Regions from separate parts of the Mus musculus genome. Here regions 1 and 3 are each linked to region 2. A link is a loop called in an ENCODE intact Hi-C map of the cell type or tissue named here. Cell type or tissue: heart. All regions are shown on one strand. Links, peaks and the distances in the headings refer to the core of each region. The heading gives the core; the rest is flanking DNA.

Region 1 (5,990 bases), core at 1-5,000, 280 kb before region 2:
CCTTTACCAGCTGGGCCATCTCAACAGCCCTCAGAACTTGCACAGATTAAGAGTTCCTTGGAGGTGGATTGTGGTGATGTCTATACAACAATGTACCATTTCACTATTTGCACACTTAGCAGTTGTGATGATCAAGTGTCATCTTTAAATTCTAACTAGGTGTGATGGTTCACACTTGTATCCTTAGCACTGGGAGGCTGAGACAGGATAGGGAATTCTGCATGCCTTTGATCCCAGCACTTGGAAGGTGGAGCCAGAGGCCAGCCTGGTCTATATAGTGAGTTTCAGGACAGGTAGAGATACACAGGGAGAAACTGTTTCAAACAACAACAACAAACAAACAAAAACCCAAAGCCAGACCTGTCTCAAAAACAAAACAAAAATCCTCCAAAACTCTTAACAATATGAAAATTAATACAAGACACTCTGTATGAACAATGATACAATTAAAAATGAATTGATTGGGGGCTGGAGAGATGGCTCAGCAGTTAAGAGCGCCGACTGCTCTTCCAAAGGTCCTGAGTTCAAATCCCAGCAACCACATGGTGGCTCGCAACCATCTGTAACAAAAAATCTGATGCCCTCTTCTGGAGTGTCTGAAAACAGCTACAGTGTGCTTACATATAATAAATAAATAAATATTAAAAAAAAAAAAAGAATTGATTACTTGTGGAACAGAGGTAGAGAAAATCAGGTTGGTGCAAGTCCACCTAACTGTCATCAACTATTGTATTCCTATGCAGAAACTGCCAAATTAGTAGACAGCCCCAAGTTTGAAGGGAAGTTTAAACCAACAGTATAGGGGATTGTTGGCAACCTGTCCCCAAAACAATAAAACACTTGGGTAACTTTTTTTTTCCTGAATAACTTAGTTTTTCGGTTGTTCCTGTTGTTTTTACGTACACTGGTGTTTTGTTTGCTTGTATGTCTGTGTGAGGGTGTTAGATCCCGTTGTTACAGTTGTGAGCTGCAATGTGGGTGCTGGGAATTGAACCCCAGTCCTCCGGAAGAGCAGCCAATACTCTCTCCAGCCCTTGCAGATGGATAACTTTTTTAATGACACAAGAAACTGTTCAGGGGCATTGGTGGTGGTGGCACACGCCTTTAATTCCAATGCATCTCTATGAGTTCGGTTTACAGAGTCAGGACAGCCAGGGCTACACAGAGAAACCCTGTTTCGAAAACCCAAAATACTAACCAAAATGACGACAACAACAACAAACTTCAAAACTCCAGCTTAAAAAACGTGCTTTGTAGATGATTGCTATAACAAGGCTCTACGTATGCTTGTTGAGCCGGGAATCAGGCTGCAAAGCGGGTGAGACTGCGACTTTCACAGTGTGATGCAGAACTGTCCAATCTTTCTAGGACACCAAGAAATCCCTGCCTCTTCCCACCATCCGACTCACCCCGCCCCCGGGACCCCAAGGAGCGGAGGATGTCCTGGAGAACACACATTTTCAACCTGTCAGTGTCATGCAAGCTGCTGGGTGACAGACGTGGTCCCCTCGGCCAGGCTCTGTCCCCGGGGAAAGGGGAGGCACAGGTCCCCAGCTCATCCCATGTGCACCCAGACACCGCCGCACGTCACTCGGAAATACGCCGGTCCTCACTACTGACAAACAACTTCTGAACCTCATGCGGCGTCCCGCCGACTCTGTCGCACCCCGGGTCTCTGTCACGCCCGCTCCCGGCTTTCCTTCCCAAGTGTGAGAAACTCAAGCCTCCCGCCCCCGGCTTCGGACAGAGGCGAGACACCTGCCGGCCAGCCCCACCGTCCTCACCTTGTAAAGGACGACGGTCCTGCCGCTGTCCGTCACTAGGAACTGGTCGGCTTTGTCAGTCTGCTCTACACCTAGGAATCCCTCAGGCCCGGCGCCTAAGACTCCAGTAGACAACGTGAATTCTTCTTCCAGGGTTGCCATTTTGGGTTGGCCTACAGCCCGGGCATGCTTCCCGGCAGCCTTTGTGCTTCCTCTCGCGAGAGCGACCGACACCAAGGAGGAAAATCAGCTCGAGCAGAACTGCGACCCCTGGCGGGCGGAAGAGGAGGAGGCGAACACCGCCCAGTGGGTGGAGTCTAGACCACGTGCGAACGCTCAAGACCCTCGAGGCCACGCCTCCCGGCTAGTAGAGACAGAAATCGCTGAGTCGGCTCCCTTGCCCTCTTGTTTCACCTCTTGGAAGGTGAGAGATAAGTTTAAAAACGGCCTGATATAAAAAAAAACATATTTTAAAAATATGCTAGTGAACTCTAAAAAGTCCTACCACAATATGCCAGAAGGGAAAAATATTAACCTGCAGATGGCAGTTAAGGTTCTGTTTCAAAATGCCTAATCTCGCTTACCCTAACCCTCCAGAGACGGCTAGTTCGTGGGCATTTATTTTAACTATCGTTTTTGGTGCTGGTAGAGAAATCTTTTCCAGATTATCAGAATGTACAACTCTTTTGATTAAAAAAACAACAAAACAAAACAAAAACCCGAAATCTAGCTGGGCGTGGCGGCACATGCCTTTGATCCCAGCACTCTGGAGACTGAGGCAGGGGGATCTCAGTAAATTCGAGATCAATTTGGTCTACATAGAATTCTAGGCCAGCCTTAGCTACACAGAAAGACTGACTATCTTTTTTTTTTTAAGTTTTTATTTATTATTATACATAAGTACACTGTAATTGTCTTCAGATGTGCCTGAAGAAGGTGTCAGGTCTCATTACGATGGTTGTGAACCACCATGTGGTTGCTGGGATTCGAACGCAGGACCTTTGATAGAGCAGTCAGTGCTCTTAGCACTGAGTCATCTCGCCAGCCCCAAGACTGACTGTCTTTAAAGGTTTTTTGTTTTATCTTTTTTTTTTTTTTTTTTGGTTTTATGAAACAGGGTTTCTCTGTATAGCCCTGGCTGTCCTGGAACTCACTCTGTAGACAAGGCTGGCCTTGAAATCAGAAATCTGCCTGCCTCTGCCTCTCAAGTGCACCACCATGCCAGGCTTGTTTTATTTATATGAGTCCACTACAGCTGTCTTCAGAGACACACTAGAAGAGAGTGAATCAAATCCCATTACAGATGGTTGTGAGCCACCATGTGGATGCTGGGAATTGAACTCAGGACCTCTGGAACAGCAGCCAGTGCTCTTAACCTCTGAGCCATCTCTCCAGCCCTAAGACTGTCTTTAAGAACAAACAAAAAAAGAAACTTAGCAGGACTTGCCCAGCCCTTGGCAGGCTGAGGCAGACTGATCGACAGGTTGGCAGCCAGCCTTGGCTCCTGGGAGATGCATTCACAGAATGAAATCAACAGTGCTCTGTGCTCACGTTAGCCATGCTTCCATTAACCTCAGTATGGGTGAAGAATCACACAAGTTTCATTTCTGAAGATTCCCCCACTCTCTGACAGACAGCTAAGGCCAGGACAGTTTACTGCTTGTATAATTTGGAGGTGGGGCTTGTGAATTTTACAGGTTGCAGCTTACTTAGACTTGAAAATTTTGTTTACTTCCTGAGTCTCCTAGATCTTGCACCTCCTTCTTCCCTCCTAGGAAGCATTCAGAGGCACTACTGCAGTTTGAGCAAACTGTTGCACAATGTATGCATATGTCTATACACATATATACATACATACACACATTGTTTCTGTTTTGTTTTGTTTTGTTTGAAATGGGGTATTCTGTACTCTAGGCTGGCCTGGAACTTACCTGGTAATATGTATCACTAGGCCCTTGTTTATTTGTATCTGTATCCACCACCAGCACTATCTTGTGTCTGGACCTGGTTGGTCAGGACCTGATAGACGACCTCATGATACCTCATAAGATCCTGACTGAGCCAGGCTACAGCTTTACTACCACAGCTGAGACAGAAGTTGTAGGTGACATTAAGGAGGGGCTCTGCCATGTTGCCCTGGATTTTGAGCAAGAAATGACTACTGTTGCATCCTCCCCTTCCTTGGAGAAGAGCTATGAGTTGCCTGATGGGCAGGTAATCACTGTTAACAATGAGTGATTATGGTGTCCAGACGGGACTCTTTCAACCTTCCTTCCTGGACATGGAGTCCTGTGGCATCCATAAGACTCCCTTCAACTCCCTCATGACATGTGGTGGTACCACCCTGTATTCAGGCAATGCTGACAGGATGCAGAAGGAGATTACAGCCCTAGCACTTGGCACAACAAAAATTAAGATCATTACCATCCCTTAGCGCAAATCCTCAGGCTGGACTGATGGCTCCATCTTGGCCTCACTGTCTACCTTCCAGCAGATGTGGATCAGCAAGTATGAGAACTCTGTCCGTGTCCCCTCCCCGCCCCCATCATCCACCGCAAATTCTTCTAGATGGACTGAGCAGGTGTCAGGTATCTGCTGCATGGGCTGAAGTATCGACCGGCCCAGGCAAATGTACACACCTCATGCTAGCCTCATGAAACTGGAAGAAGCCTTGGAAAAGAAATTTGTCCTTGAAACTTATATCTGATATCAGTACTGAATCGTAGAATTTGTTGCTGATTTTTTTGACCTTGTATTTAAGTTCATTGTTCCCTTGATACGGTTGATATACCCTGTGCATATCTTGATTTAGTCCTTAGTCCATGTGGCTCTGTCACTTGGTGGCTGGTAAGAGCATACTGTGGAAAAGAAATCCCCTGCCTTTTGGATCAGTGTGAACACCTCGGAGTGATCTATGCAGGTTATTAACAGACAGCAGACTTCCAGGATTTCCTGAGGCTGGCAAGGGTTCCTGAACCAGTCACTCCCTCCATCTTGCTGGTCCAAGGATAGGAAAGTTGGAGCCAGCCTTAGGACCCAGTTCCCAGTCTGTTTTTTCCCCTCCTGACTGCCATGGGGTTGTTATTTACCTTGAACTTGATTCCTGTCAATGTATTCATCCTTTTAATTTATGTAAAGTTTTTTGTGCTCAATACTTTTTTAGAAAATGACAAATTTTGGTTTTCCACTGTTCAGTTAGGCCTAGTAACACGTCATTGTGTAAAGAAAACTAAAAGTGCTGCAGTAACTGAAAAAAATTAAATAAAAACCACATTTTTTTTTCCTGGGTGGTGGCGGTTGCAGAACACACCTTTAATCCAGGCACTCTGGAAACAGAGGCAGGCACATCTCTGTAAATTCGAGGCCAGCTTGCTCTACAAGCAAGTTCCAGGACTGCCAGGGCTACAAAGATGAACACTGTCTAGGAAAAAAATTTTAAAAATGGGTTTTATTTTTACTTGGTGTGTGTGGATATTTCACCTGCTTGTATGTCTGTGTACGAAGTAAGCGCCTGGTACCCTCAGATGCCACACGAGCATGTCAGACCCCCTGGAACTGGAGTTGCAGATATCTGTGAGGCACCATGTGGGTGCTGGGAATGGAAGCAGGGTCCACTGCAAGAGCAGCAAGCACTCTTAACTGTTGAGTCAGATCCCCGCCCGGTTAAAGCATACGATAAAGGATATATATAGGATGCGATATAGGATGTATAGGGACCATTGTGTGGAGGAAGCAGATGCTGCCAGCCATATTATCTGAGACTTGCAGTGGTTCTTAAACCACATGTAAGGTGTCTGAGCTGTGCTTTTCAGATCTGGGGTCTTAGCCTGCTGTGGAAGCGAATGTTCAGACTGCAGCAAGGAATGGAATAATAGAACTCCAGCAGCAAGCATCTCTGGGGGTAGTTTCTCTGAAGCAAGCATTAGAGAGAGAATCTAAGGTCGTTCATCATAGTATGGGGTGTGTCTTTTCAAAACCCAGGGCCTGCATCTAGAGATTTTTGTTTTTTGTTTTTTTTTTTGTCTTTTGAAACAGGGTTTCTTTGTGTATGTAGCCTTGGCTGTCCTGCAACTCACTGGAACTCAGTCTGTAGACCAGGCTGGCCTCAAACTCAGAAATCTGCCTGCCTCTGCCTCCTGAGTGCTGGGACTAAAGGTGTGCGCCACCATGCCCGGCCTAGAGATTTCTTATGGTAAAATATACATAACAGAAAATATACCATTTTAT
Region 2 (6,042 bases), core at 593-5,592:
TGCCCTCTTCTGGTGTGTCTGAAGACAGCTACAGTGTACTTACATATAATAAATAAATAAATCTTTAAAAAAAAATAAGTTATCTGGACCTCCACATACATGGCAAACACACACACACACAAATAAATGCAATTTTGTTTGATCATAGAAGGCCTGAGAGAGTTCTGCCAGCAATGTGGTGATTGGGCTGAGTTCCAGCCCCAGAGCCTTGTGGGGAGAAAACAGAGGAGGAAGAAGAGGAAGGAGGAGGAGGAGGAAGAAGAGGAGGTGGAAGAAAGTATGGTGACTCCCCAGCACAGAGGAAGAAACAGGCAGATCTCTGGGGCTCACCAGTCAGCCAGCCTAGCTGACTTGGCAAATAGTCCCAGGACTGTGTAAGGCCTCATATAAAAAAAAAAAAAAAAAAACCGGTGATCTGAGAAAGGCCACCCAAGGTTGTTCTCTGGCTTTGGCTTCAACATATACACCAGCATATATAATCTCAACTAATCCATGGAATGTTACTTTTTAAATTCCTTATTCAGAAACTCTCAATCCCCCCCTCCTCTCGAACCGTGTGTGTGTGTGTGTGTGTGTGTGTGTGTGTGTGTTGTGTTGCAAACCCAGGGCTTCAATCTTGCTCTGCAAGCTTTCTTCCACTGAAGCACCTACAAGCATACCATTAACACCCTGCTCTAGAGAGAAGCTCCACTCTATTTGCTCCGTCTCGCGGAGCTGTTCTCTTTCCTGGAACTGGGGAACATTTTATGAGAGAGAGAGACAGTAGAAGTCAATGCTATCTGCAACAATTCAAGGGACCCTGGTTTTTTTTTTTTTTTTTTTTATTTCGATGACAGTGCTGACTGTATCTGCTTTCAAGAAATGATTTTCCTTTTCCTGGATCAAACACTGTGGAGCTCAGGGAAAGGAAAAACAAACAAAAGCATTACCAGCACGCTCCTCCTGGCTTGGCTATTAACTAGTTGCGCAGCCTGGAATACAGCATTTAACCTTGTTTTGTGGGGGAGGGGAGAGCAACCAAAAAAGTTTCATGACTGACTTCAAACTTACTTTATAGCTGAGGATGACCTTAAAGTTTCTAAAATCTCTCCAGCCTCCACCTCCCAAGCGCTGGGATTATTAGTATTTATCAGTGGAGCAGCCATTACACCCCAGAGACTAGAGACCAGAGGCCATGTAGAGTCAGGGGAGAAGGGAAAGACACAGAGACCAGACATGGACTCCCCAAAACTCGGGCATTTACTTCCTTGGCAAAATCCAGTGAGTGCTAATTAACGTGCAAAGTTAATCAGAAGCAAGCACCAGAAGGTCCACACAGGTTACACCAAGTCCAAAGGGAGCCAGAAGCTGAAGCCAATGTTGAGCTACCAGAGACCACTTAATCTGCAGGAACCACCTTCTGCTACCAAACACTTTAGTTACTCCCCAGCACTGAGTATTAAGGCCAGCTAGCAGGGCACCACCATGGGATGGGAGAAGCTCTGGGGTAAGCTACAGTTTAAAAATTCAGATAGAATTTTTTTCTATCTGAGACCTCCAATCTAAACTGACAAAGCAGAGAACAATTTCACAATAAGACCTCAGGCTGAGGATGTAGCTCAGAGGCAGAAAGTTGTTTCCCCTGCTCAAGGCCACGTTCAACCCCCAGAACCACAAAGAGTACATAATAAAAAAATAAATAAAAATAAAAGTTAAACATCAGAATATGACCTCATAGAAATGGAATCGCACTTACTTTAGTCTAAACAGGTTTCACGTGCAGGATTTATAATTATCCTATAGGTAGAGCCTGGCTTCCTTGGCCGATTAAGAAAAGTCATTCTAGACAGGGGTGGCAGCACACTCCTTTGATCCCAGCACGTGAGAGGCAGCAGAGTCAGGTGGATCTCTGAGTTTGAGGTCAGTCAAGGCTACAGAGAAACCCTGTAGAAAGAAAGAGAAAGAAAGAAAGAAAGAAAGAAAGAAAGAAAGAAAGAAAGAAAGAAAGAAAGAAAGAGAGAGAGAAAGTAAGAGAGAGAGAGAGGGAGGGAGGAAGGGAGGAAGGGAGGGAGGGAGGGAGGGAGGGAGGGAGAGAGAGAGAGAGAGAGAGAGAGAGAGAGAGAGGGAAAAGAGAATAGAAAGGAAAAACCATCCACCTAAACCATTCAAATGCAGTTATTACACTGAATACTTAAACAAATGCGGGGGGGGGGGGGAGGGGGGGGAGATGCTGCCCTGTGCTTAACAAAGTATCTGAAGGAAACCAACCAGGATAATGAACAGATGTTAGCATGGAAGAATGGCTGAGCCCGGTGACATACACTTAAACTCAGCAGACAGATCTCTGTGAGTTCGAAGCCAGTCCGGGCTAGATAGTGAGTTGTAGGACAGCCAGGACTACATAGAAAGAACCTGCCTCAATATTTGACTGAGTCCCATTGGCGCCCTAGGATGGCACAGTCCTATCTATTAACCACAGTCAAAGCAGGAAATGAAGTGGAAGCATACGGACACCTCCAGGTTGCCCTGGTCCTGCTCAGCAGTCCCAGAGGTGCGAAGACAGCATGTCCACAAAACACCAGCACCAGGGAGGGGTGTGTGTGTGCACGTCCAATCCCATTCATTTGCCTTTCTTCATTCTCCACAAAGCTGTATGCTGCTTCCCCATTGATAAGGCACCTAACTACCATTTAAGACCTAGTTCAAAATGCTGCCACCCCAGAAACGCTCGTTGATAAGGCTGGGGGTGGGGAGAGGGGCATGGCTAAGCTATCCCTCTCGGTCTTTGGCAGCCAGTGTAGAGTGTCAAGTGTTTTGTAAACTTCAGGCTACTTTGATCCTACCTTGGATTGTCCTAGGGTCTCACCTTAACACTGGCGCCAGATGCAGAAGGAAGATTGCCCCCACCACCACCACCCTGGGAGGTGGGGGGGGGGGCAGGGAGCCAGACATAGTCTGAGTAACACAAAAGCACAAGGCCCCTTTCACAAAGTAGTGAGTAGATCACATGTCTGATAGATTAAATGCACCGGTTTTAAATACAAATACGTCGTGGATCGCTGATTTCATTTGTTGCCACATCAAACCACAGGAGTCTTTCCCAAATTGCCTTGATTGGCTTCATGTTCTGGCTGTGTGTCCCTGGACAGACGCAAAGCACTTATGAAATATCCAAAGAGGTGGGGAGAAAGGGGAACGAAAAGGAAGCCCGGGCCGGAGTGACCCTCACTGAGTCACTGTTTCCTCAATGGCGGAGCTCGCGGATAGGGGGGACGGGGGGCGGAGAAGGAATCGGAAGAATGCAAGCTGACCTGCGCGTGGAGGCCGAGCCCTTGAGCGGGGAGCCCCCCACCCTGCAGCCCCGATACTCAGAGCCAGGAGGGCCCGGCCTGACGGCCTGGAGCGCCCTCCGGTGGCCGCGCCGCAGGCCCCACCACTGGGGCTCTTCCTAAGACCACGCTCCCCGCCGCGGAAGGAACGAGACACGCAGAAAGTTTCCGAGCCAGGCGGTCAGCAAAGGACAATCCAGATCGCGGAGGGAGCCTGGATGCTCGGCTGGGCAGGAGCCAGCGCCTAGACCGGAGGCGACAAGAAGTCGGGTTCTAAACGGACCCTCTCCAGGCCTCCCACATGCCCCCAAGGCGGGACTCTGGTCTGCAGATCCCACCCGCGCGGAATTTGTCCCTGCAAGCCCACCTTGTAAAGAGGACATGGGGACAGTGGCTACCACCACGGCCGGTTACCCCGATACTCCGGCTGCAGAGCATGCTTGGGCTCTTATACTCTGTGCATTTGCTTAATTGGAGGGAGGGGGCGCAACAGCTCCCTGTGACGCATTGTGGTCCCCAGGAATCTGATTCTAGATGTCCCCGAAGAGCTCACCTGGACTCCCCCGCCCCACCCCCACGCCGCCTTTCCTCTGCTGGGGTGACGAGTGGGAACAGCGAATCCCCTGCCTCCTCCCCCTCCAGCCTCCAGGTTTGGGCGCCAGGGTTTCCCCGCCGCACGCAGTGGACCCGCCGGCCGAGTGGTGGCGGCTGGGGACCCGGAGCGGGCGAGGCCGGGCGCGGTGCCTACCTCGTCCACGGTGAGCGGCATGCAGATTCGGTACTCCTTGAGCAGCATGTTCCTGCCGGCCGCAGACCTCGGGAAAGAAGGGGGCGTCCCAACAGATGAGCAAGGCTGGAGCCCAGAGGAGGGCAAAGACGCTGGGAACCGGCAAGCGAAGCAGCCCCGGTGGTGCGCTCAGCTCCTAACTGCCTCCGGTCCGCCCCGGAGCATGTCAAGCTTCGGGTCCCGGTGTCTGTGACTCCCCCGCCTCCTTCCTCGCAGAGATCAGCCCTCTCGGTATTGCAAAGTCAGGCACTGAGGGAGGGAGACCCGCGGGAGACAGCTCGGATCAGCAGCCCCGGGCTGGTAGGCGCGGCCACCAGATCAGGACATGCCCGGCGGCGGGCAAGAGAGGCAAAAGGAGGAGGAAAAGGGATTTCCACAAATTCAAACAAACGCACAAAAGTCTCCTCTGGATCCTCCTCCGAAAGCAGAGCTGAACCTGGCGAGCCCCCTTTTTCTCCTACCCGTCTACCGTGGGTTAATGTCACCAGGAACACATTGCCGCGGGAGCAGGCGATGCTGACTTTCCAAACAAAGGCTCGATGGGCTCCTCTCCCCGGGCGGTAAACAAGATTTCCTGCTCTTTTTTAGGGCCAGTCCCCGAGTCTCTCCGGAGCTCAGCTGAGAGAGAAAAGGGAAGCCGCAGCCGCCAAGGCTCTGCCCTGCTCTGGGCCCCGGGTGTCTTCAACCTAGGCGGTTGGCTGCCAGCGGCTTGCGCGCGTCCCCTCCCCCGAGTCCCTCGGCTCTGAGAGCGCCGTGCGTGCCCGTGAGTTTGCAGCCACCTCGCCGCGACTGGAGAGTCCGCGCCGAGCTGCAGTGTGCCTGGGGCAGGGAGGTGGGTGCGGGAGGAGCGAGAGCGACGAGGCTGACATCAGCAGCGGCCGCGGCGGGGAGGGTAGCCCCATCCGGCCAATGGGGAAATGGCAAAGAATGTGGAGGATTTAAACAAAACAGCATGTCTCTCCCGTCTGCTGCCAGACGCCAGGGCTGTCCCAGAACCTAGAACAGCTAACGCAAAGAGAACAGAGAATCGCAAAGAAGCTATCCTGGACTCTTACAACGTTGGATCTGTTTTCAAATGTAACCTGGGTGCCATAGGGCTCTCTACTTAGTCGCTTTGGAAACCGTTTCCAAAGTGCACTAGTGCCCCTTGACTTTGGGGCTGGGGGCGTGTTTACAAATGCTCACAGCGAACATTTTTTTCTCTCTGATGGAGTAAGCAAGGCCGGAGCAAGAGAAATGATGGTTTTAGAATGGGTTTTTCTAACATGCTCTCAAGGCGGAGTTCTGCAGCAGTGTTGGTGAAAACAGAGTAAAAATGCGTGCGCGCTCGCAACCACACACACACACACACACACACACAGAGAGAGAGAGAGAGAGAGAGAGAGAGAGAGAGAAGCATTGCCTGCTACCTCTTTCTCCCTGGCTCTCTGCAATCCCAACTGCAGGCTTCCCAGAGCAGAAAGAATAGGTTTTCGTGTCAGCACTCCTAAGTTCAAAAAGTCACAGTGAAATGTCAATAAAAATGCCCGGGGTGTTGGTATTTCATCCATATTAAACAGATCTCTCATTTTAACCACAAGAAGCACATTCTTTAGTTACTCAGGAAGCAGCATGTAACTGCTGAAGTCTGGTTTTCATTTGTCTGGCATTCGGTTTTGGTTTGTTTTTTTTTTTTTTTTTTTTTTTTTTTAGCTTGTTTTCCTAAAAATGGAGGAAAAAAGTGCATCCACTGCCTATAGGAGGATAATGTGTAAACATCACTGGCTCTCAAACATAGATGCATATGTTCACACAAACGTGTGTGTGTGTGTGTGTGTGTGTGTGCATTTGTGAGTTCTGGAGACCCACATTCACCCATAGAGCTTGCATTGGGCAATGCAGACTCTGCAGGCCTCAATGGTATAGTATGTTAAAATGATGCTCAATAAGTCACTAATCAACATAATG
Region 3 (6,042 bases), core at 712-5,711, 260 kb before region 2:
ATCTATAGACAAGAAATGATCTAGACACTCTAAACACTTTGGTGCTAGGCTTGAGGGGCCAGCATCTGGGCCATGGGAGAGGGCGTGAACCCCAGAGATGTTGCAGAATGTGGAGACTGAAGAGAGGGTGCAGGCAGGGTCCACCGGCTGGGAGGTGTCAGGGAAGGAGAATATACTCCCTGGTCTGTTTTGCTTCCTTTGGGATCTGGATTGGGGGGGGGGGGGGCATTTCCTTTCCTGAGGTTGAAGGTCACGAGTCAGGAAGGGACAGCTAGGACATGGGCTCTGGAGCTCCCCAGCCACCTGCATTGCTCTATCTGCTTCCCTTCCTTGTGGGTTTAAAGGCAGTGAGGTGTAAGGGTGACAGATTTCTCTTTCTGCCACTTTGATGACCTACTGACCTCACCAGCTGTCGGCATACATGTCCCCTTCATTCAGCAATGAGAGCAAGACAAAAAGGGACATTTATGATCACACCTCTGTACAAATAGGAGCCTGCGATTCCACTCCTCCCGCCTGCCTGTATTTACTGGATTCCAGGGACACAGGCAATAGCTGGATTATTTCCTTTTTTGCAGGGTTATGGATCAGTCCCAGGGCCTCCTGAATGTTAGGCAAGAACTCTACAATCGAGTTACACCCTGGCCCCCGATATTTAGATTATAAGGAAGGCCTAAGAGAATGGTGGTGCTTCCTAAAGCCTGGTGATGGGCAAACCATTTCCAGGAATATCTGGGTGTTCCTAAGAGTAAACCAGGAGGCGTGGCTTCTCTTCTGTGTGGTTCAGACACTGGCTAGTTAAACCCGGGTCCCTTAGTCTATCCTCAATTTCCTCAAGTGGGAGACTGTCAATGAATTCTACTTAGCTTGTCGAAATTTCTGAGAATCGTTATGGATGAAGCTCACAAGTCAAACTTTGCAGGTCCCTGAAGAGAAGATGTCTGTCTCACCTGGGGCTCTCTGTTTCCGGAATATTCCACATTGTATTAGTTGTGGTCATAAGTCATCCAGGCAAGATTTGAGAAGCCACCAGGGCACAAAAAGGGGAAGCGAAGAGACGCAAACAGATGGGTGCTTTATTAAATTTTGTGAAAAGGTATAAAGACATTATCATTAATTGCACTTGGAGCCTCAAGAAGTTGGTTATTAAAATTTTCAAAAATTTAAGAAGTTAATCAGGCTCCAAATCCTGAGTCAGACTAAATCAAAATAGGAATATTGATAACAACTGGAATTCAAGTATTGGTAGTCAGCAGTCCCAAAAGAGAACAATTAGGCATGTGACACCTGAGAGTATTTTTTTTTCTTTTTTTTTTTTTTTGTTGTTGTTGAGAATTTCAGGTTTGATGGGAGGAAACTGACATCATTAATTTACCACACCTTACCAAAAAAAAAAAAAAAAGTTTTCTCATCCATTTACCCTTTTACCATTGAGGTCCACATCAGACTCACCAAAGCCCCCAAAACAAGGCTTCCTCCCTGGTCCACATCTAAAGCTAGAGAAGATTCTGTGGGTTTTGTTTGATTGTTCTTGAGACAGTGTCTCAAATAACTCAGGCTGGCCTCAAACTCTGTATGTAGCTGAGGTTGACCCTGAACTTCTGATCCTCCTGCCTGGTTACCATGGCTGGGATGGAACCCCGGGTTCCACAGTAGCTGTAGCAGCTCTACCCACTGAGCGGTGTCCTCAGCCCCTCCTGTTTTGTTTCCTTTCGTTTTTTTGTTTTTTTTTTTTGTTTTTTGTTTTCCCTAAATCATACTTTTCACATTCACTATGATGCTGTGTGGCACACGTAGGGGTTCTTGCTATCTGTGAGATTATTTAACCACATGCATTGTCTGAGATCCAAGAACACATCTGAGTGAAGGAGGCAGTCTTTTCCTCGTCCAGAGAATTCTTTAAAAAAAAAAAAAAAAAAAGCCACAAATGAAAACAAAGGACCCAAAGGGATGTTCAGACCGAGTTACTCTGATTTGGGCCGACATGGCTTTTCGGAAGTGTAGACGCCAGGTAAATTCAGGGTGGCTTTTTTCTCCGGATCTGGAAGTGTGAGCGTCTCTGGAGCAGATTTTTTCCGGGGCCGGTCTTTGGGAATGGACAGAAATTCTGGCGCATCTGTGGAGAGAGGGGTGGATGGGGCGCTGGAGGGGGCGCTGCGCACCGAGGAAGGCAGTAGGGCGATGCTGGAGATAGAAATGGCCGGTGGGAAAACGCCAATCTTCTTGTTGGTGGCTTCCTGAGTGGCTCTTTCGAACTCTCGCACTTCATCCATTGTCATGTCTTCAAAGGGAAAAGCGGAGAAAAGAATAGTTACTGTTCGGACGGGCAAATGGGTTTATTGCTAAATCTGGGGACACTACCATGAAGCTGATGCCTACCCAATCACAAACTTGACATGTCTTTGAAATATTAGACCCTCATTTTTTTTTCTCCCCTGCCCCCCACATCTGTGTTACTAAGACACATCCCGGAAAAGAACATTTCTTTTTTTGGATATTAACCCAAGAGTTTTCAAAGGACTCTTAGTAAGTATTAAGGAATGACTGAAATACACTTTATCTATCTATTTGCTGTGTGTGGTGTGGGTGGCTGAGTCTCGGGGGAGAGAGGATCGGGTTCATTGGGTTGAATTCAGGTTGCCAGGCTCGGCAGCAGTGGCTGCCTTTACTTGGTGAGCCATCTCATTAGCCTAGTTAGTATGCATTAAAAATATTTGTGTGTGTGTGTGTGTGTGTATGCATGCATAGGTGTGTCATGTACGTGGTGTCTGTGTCTGTATGAATGTGTGTGCATGCATGTGTGTTGTGTGTATCTACGTTGGCTTACTCAGGCTCATTCAGTTCTTCTGGCCCTCTGCCATGGTCTCAGTGGTTCAGGTCTCTTTGCAGTGTTGAATGTGGCATGAACACTGACAACCTATGTTAATCATTAGGTGTTCTTTGTGGGGCTGGGGATCAAATCCAGGGCCCCGAGTATGCCAGGCAGGGGCTCTACCACCAAGTCACACCACTGGGTTTCATAACATCTGGACAAAGAAAACAACAAACACTTTTTGTGTATGTGGGGGTGTTCTGTGTGGCCCCAAGGTCCGGTAACTTCGTAGACCAGGCTCTGGGACTGCAAAACCCAGATCTACCTGTCTCTGACTCCCATGTGTAGGGATTAAAGGCATGCACTATCAAATGCCAGACTCAAAAAAACAAAAACAAAAACAAAAAACCCCCACTTCCCATTAAATTGAATCTGTGACCATTTCCCTATGAAATTTTAAAAAATTTCCTGAAAGGGAAGAGTTTTTATAAAGGAGATAAAAAAAAATTACAATTGTGTTGACATAATATAAAATTTATATGGTTTTAAGAAAACTCGTACCTATTAACTTACCACTTTTAAGTGAATGAGTGAGATTCATTTCTTTAAAGCAGCATTTGCTTGGAATTCGACATAGAATTTTAGTGAACTAGGATATATCTTTAATAAATGGATAGCAATTTGAAAAAGTGACTTGGTTAACAAGTTGCTGAAATGTTGTGATATTGTATGTTTCCAGCAGGGGGCAGAAAGGACACAGCACAGAATTTAGATTAAAAAAAAAAAAAAAAAAAAACCCAAAAAACTCAAAAAACCAAAAAACCAAAAAACCAAAACCAAAACCCCTCAGAGTCTCCTCTTCTCTTTGAAACCTCTCACTTGCCAAGCGAGACTGCTTCTTTCTTTAGTTTCTTTCTTTAGTGTGCTAACGGAAGTTAATTTTGCTTACTTCCGACTTAACTTATCCATTTTCAGGGTGATCATTTAAATTTCATTTTAGCACCCGTGAAGGTGCTAAAATTATTTTTCTTTTTCTTTGATAGGCTCTTGGGTAGATCAGGCTGGCCTCTAACTCAGTATGTAGGTGAGGATAACTTTGGATCTCTGATCTTCCTGCCTCTATTTCACCAGTGCCGGGATTGTGACAGCGGCCACCGTTTATATGGTGTTAGGGATCTAGCCCAGGGTTCTGCATAGTTAAGCACTTTGCTACATCCCTAGCCCCATTATGTGGCTTTATTACTATTTATACATTTTAAAAATATTTTTAATTCTTAGGGTGTGTGTCTGTGTACATGTGGAGCCAATTCACTCTTTCCACAGTTACCTGGGCCCTGGCAATCAAACTCAGGTCTCTAAGCTTGTATGATGAGGGTCTTTCCCTGATAGGCCATCTTGCTGGCCTATCCACACACTACTTACTTGTGGTACACACAGCCTCTCAGCTTTAACCATCTTTTTTTCATTATGGAAAAAAAAAGTACAATTGCAAAAAACAAACAAACAAACAACAACAACAACACAACACAACACATGATCCACGATCTCATGGTATCCCAAAGAAAGAGGGCAATATTATAAGATAACCATTATACTTCAATCATGGTGACAATGGGTTTCTTACAGCCAGAAAAAAGGTGGGGGTGCATTCTGAGTTATCATCTTTCTCTACACAGTTTAACGCTAATGATGAGTTAAAACGGAAAGAACACATGCAAAGGCTTTAAGCTGTAAGCTCTGTCCCTACCCCACCTCCCCCTTGGCCCATATTATAGATCAGGCTGGCCTCCAACTCAAGGCAATTCTCCTGCCTCAGCTCTCAGCCACCATGTCTGCCTTAGATCCTGAAAACAGTGGTGCTCAGTGCCCTTCAGGCATCCCTTGTCCCTTCTTCCCTCCCCTGTAGCTTTCTTTGGGTTTGACATTCCTAGGAGAAAAGGTAATCTAAAGCAAGGAACGTTCTGGAACAGTTTCCTTAAAAGAACATTCCTATCTTTAGAACAGGAAAAAAGGAGAGTTGGGAGGTATTCGATCAAAATGGGGCAAACCTTCAGCAACTCTTGCTTCAACTGGTTTCCTGCAAACCCCAATCACCGCGTGCACGACAGGGGGAAGGCGGAGCCAGTCCGCTTTCAGGCGGTCACATGCATCCAGTGGCCAATGGCATGCACTAGCCTGGCAAGGTACAGTCCAAATCATGCTCTGTGTGTGTGTGTGTGTGTGTGTGTGTGTGATTAAACATTTCCAAAACATTACCAGAAGGTCTTCCGATTCTAGAGCCTTTGTCACAACAGTTACCTCTCAAAGTTCTGTAATTATGCTCTCATTTCTTTTTTAAAAAATGGATTTATCATTTGTTTATGTATATGTGTGTGTGTGTATACACATGTGCATGCATGCAATCAATGCCTACTTAGGACAGTAGAGGGCACTGGATACCCCGGACCAGAAAGTGGTGAGCCACTAGATATGGGCGCTAGGAACTGAACTTGGGTACCTACAAGGGCAGGTGCTCTGAACTGCTGAGCTGTCTCTAGACCCTGCATTCTCACTTCTTAGAAAAGCAAAACAAAACAGAACCAAAAAAACAAAAGTAGCAGTCATGTAAAAACTGCATTCTTGAGTTTCCCAGTATCTTATAATAAATACTATTACCCTAGGGCCTGGGCATGGCAAACACAAGAATTCATCCTGTTCCGAGAAAGATCACATGTAAGAGATCTGGCTGAGACCTATGTGCCAACTTGGGGACGAGTCCTTTGTTATCCCTAGGGCCTCTTTGTTAGCATCACTGACCAAGAGATAACTATGTATTTAAATACAGGCTTCCATTTCTGGTATATACCATATAGTCAGCTTTCAGTAAACCCAAGGCTGTCAAACAACCCTGGGCTTTCTAAGGCCTTTGCTAAGTAAGTCTCAGGCTAGATCTACTATGTAGCACCCCTAAATCTCAGTTCACCACCAGCCCCCACTAGGAATGCGTGTGTGCACAGACTGTAGCTTACTCTGTAGATTAGCCTAAGTCAAAAGGAACTGACTGAGTAAAACAGCCCAAAAGAGTTCCAGAAAAGCCTCTCAGAGACCATGACAGCTGAAGAGCAAAGCCCTTCAAGGAGTACAAGTGCCAACTACGCCTTGAAAAGTCCCGCATTTGATCCACTTCACCTCTGACACCCACTGTGGCTCCTGTGCTACTTCGTGATTAGTGCAGGCCATCTGACAGGTAC

What was found. Peaks named below come from ENCODE experiments on the same cell type or tissue, not always from the same donor. Only the 100,000 strongest peaks of a DNase experiment are listed, where the experiment ranks them.
Region 1: a loop joins it to region 2, with 3 times the contacts of the local background. A loop is called at or near these places in 9 of 42 quality-filtered maps.
Region 3: a loop joins it to region 2, with 6 times the contacts of the local background. A loop is called at or near these places in 30 of 42 quality-filtered maps.

Annotation. Positions count from the first base shown.
Region 1 is chr11:107,187,333-107,193,322 of GRCm38, forward strand. Nol11 (nucleolar protein 11) reads right to left here and starts at 2,049. Exons shown (of 18, transcript NM_133702.3): 1 at 1,785-2,049. The coding sequence starts at 1,925. It overlaps Gm39425 (a long non-coding RNA gene), which reads left to right and starts at 1,995. Exons shown (of 3, transcript XR_880257.3): 1 at 1,995-2,187. It also overlaps the pseudogene Gm11718. In heart, for the core only: a CTCF peak has its summit at 2,040; a DNase peak (open chromatin) is centred at 2,049; H3K4me3 peaks cover 1,704 bases; H3K27ac peaks cover 1,096 bases.
Region 2 is chr11:107,465,835-107,471,876 of GRCm38, forward strand. It overlaps Pitpnc1 (phosphatidylinositol transfer protein, cytoplasmic 1), which reads right to left and starts at 4,886. Exons shown (of 9, transcript NM_001359616.1): 1 at 4,057-4,886. The coding sequence starts at 4,104. In heart, for the core only: a CTCF peak has its summit at 3,395 (motif pointing left); DNase peaks (open chromatin) are centred at 3,357, 4,037, 4,117, 4,897 and 1 weaker place; H3K4me3 peaks cover 3,205 bases; H3K27ac peaks cover 3,410 bases.
Region 3 is chr11:107,210,378-107,216,419 of GRCm38, forward strand. Pitpnc1 (phosphatidylinositol transfer protein, cytoplasmic 1) reads right to left here. Exons shown (of 9, transcript NM_001359616.1): 9 at 1-2,281. The coding sequence ends at 1,965. It overlaps Gm39425 (a long non-coding RNA gene), which reads left to right. Exons shown (of 3, transcript XR_880257.3): 3 at 1-12. Among named protein-coding and RNA genes, the nearest start is that of Nol11, 24 kb to the left of the region's middle. In heart, for the core only: CTCF peaks have their summits at 3,544 (motif pointing right) and 5,208 (motif pointing right); no DNase peak of the experiment used is centred there.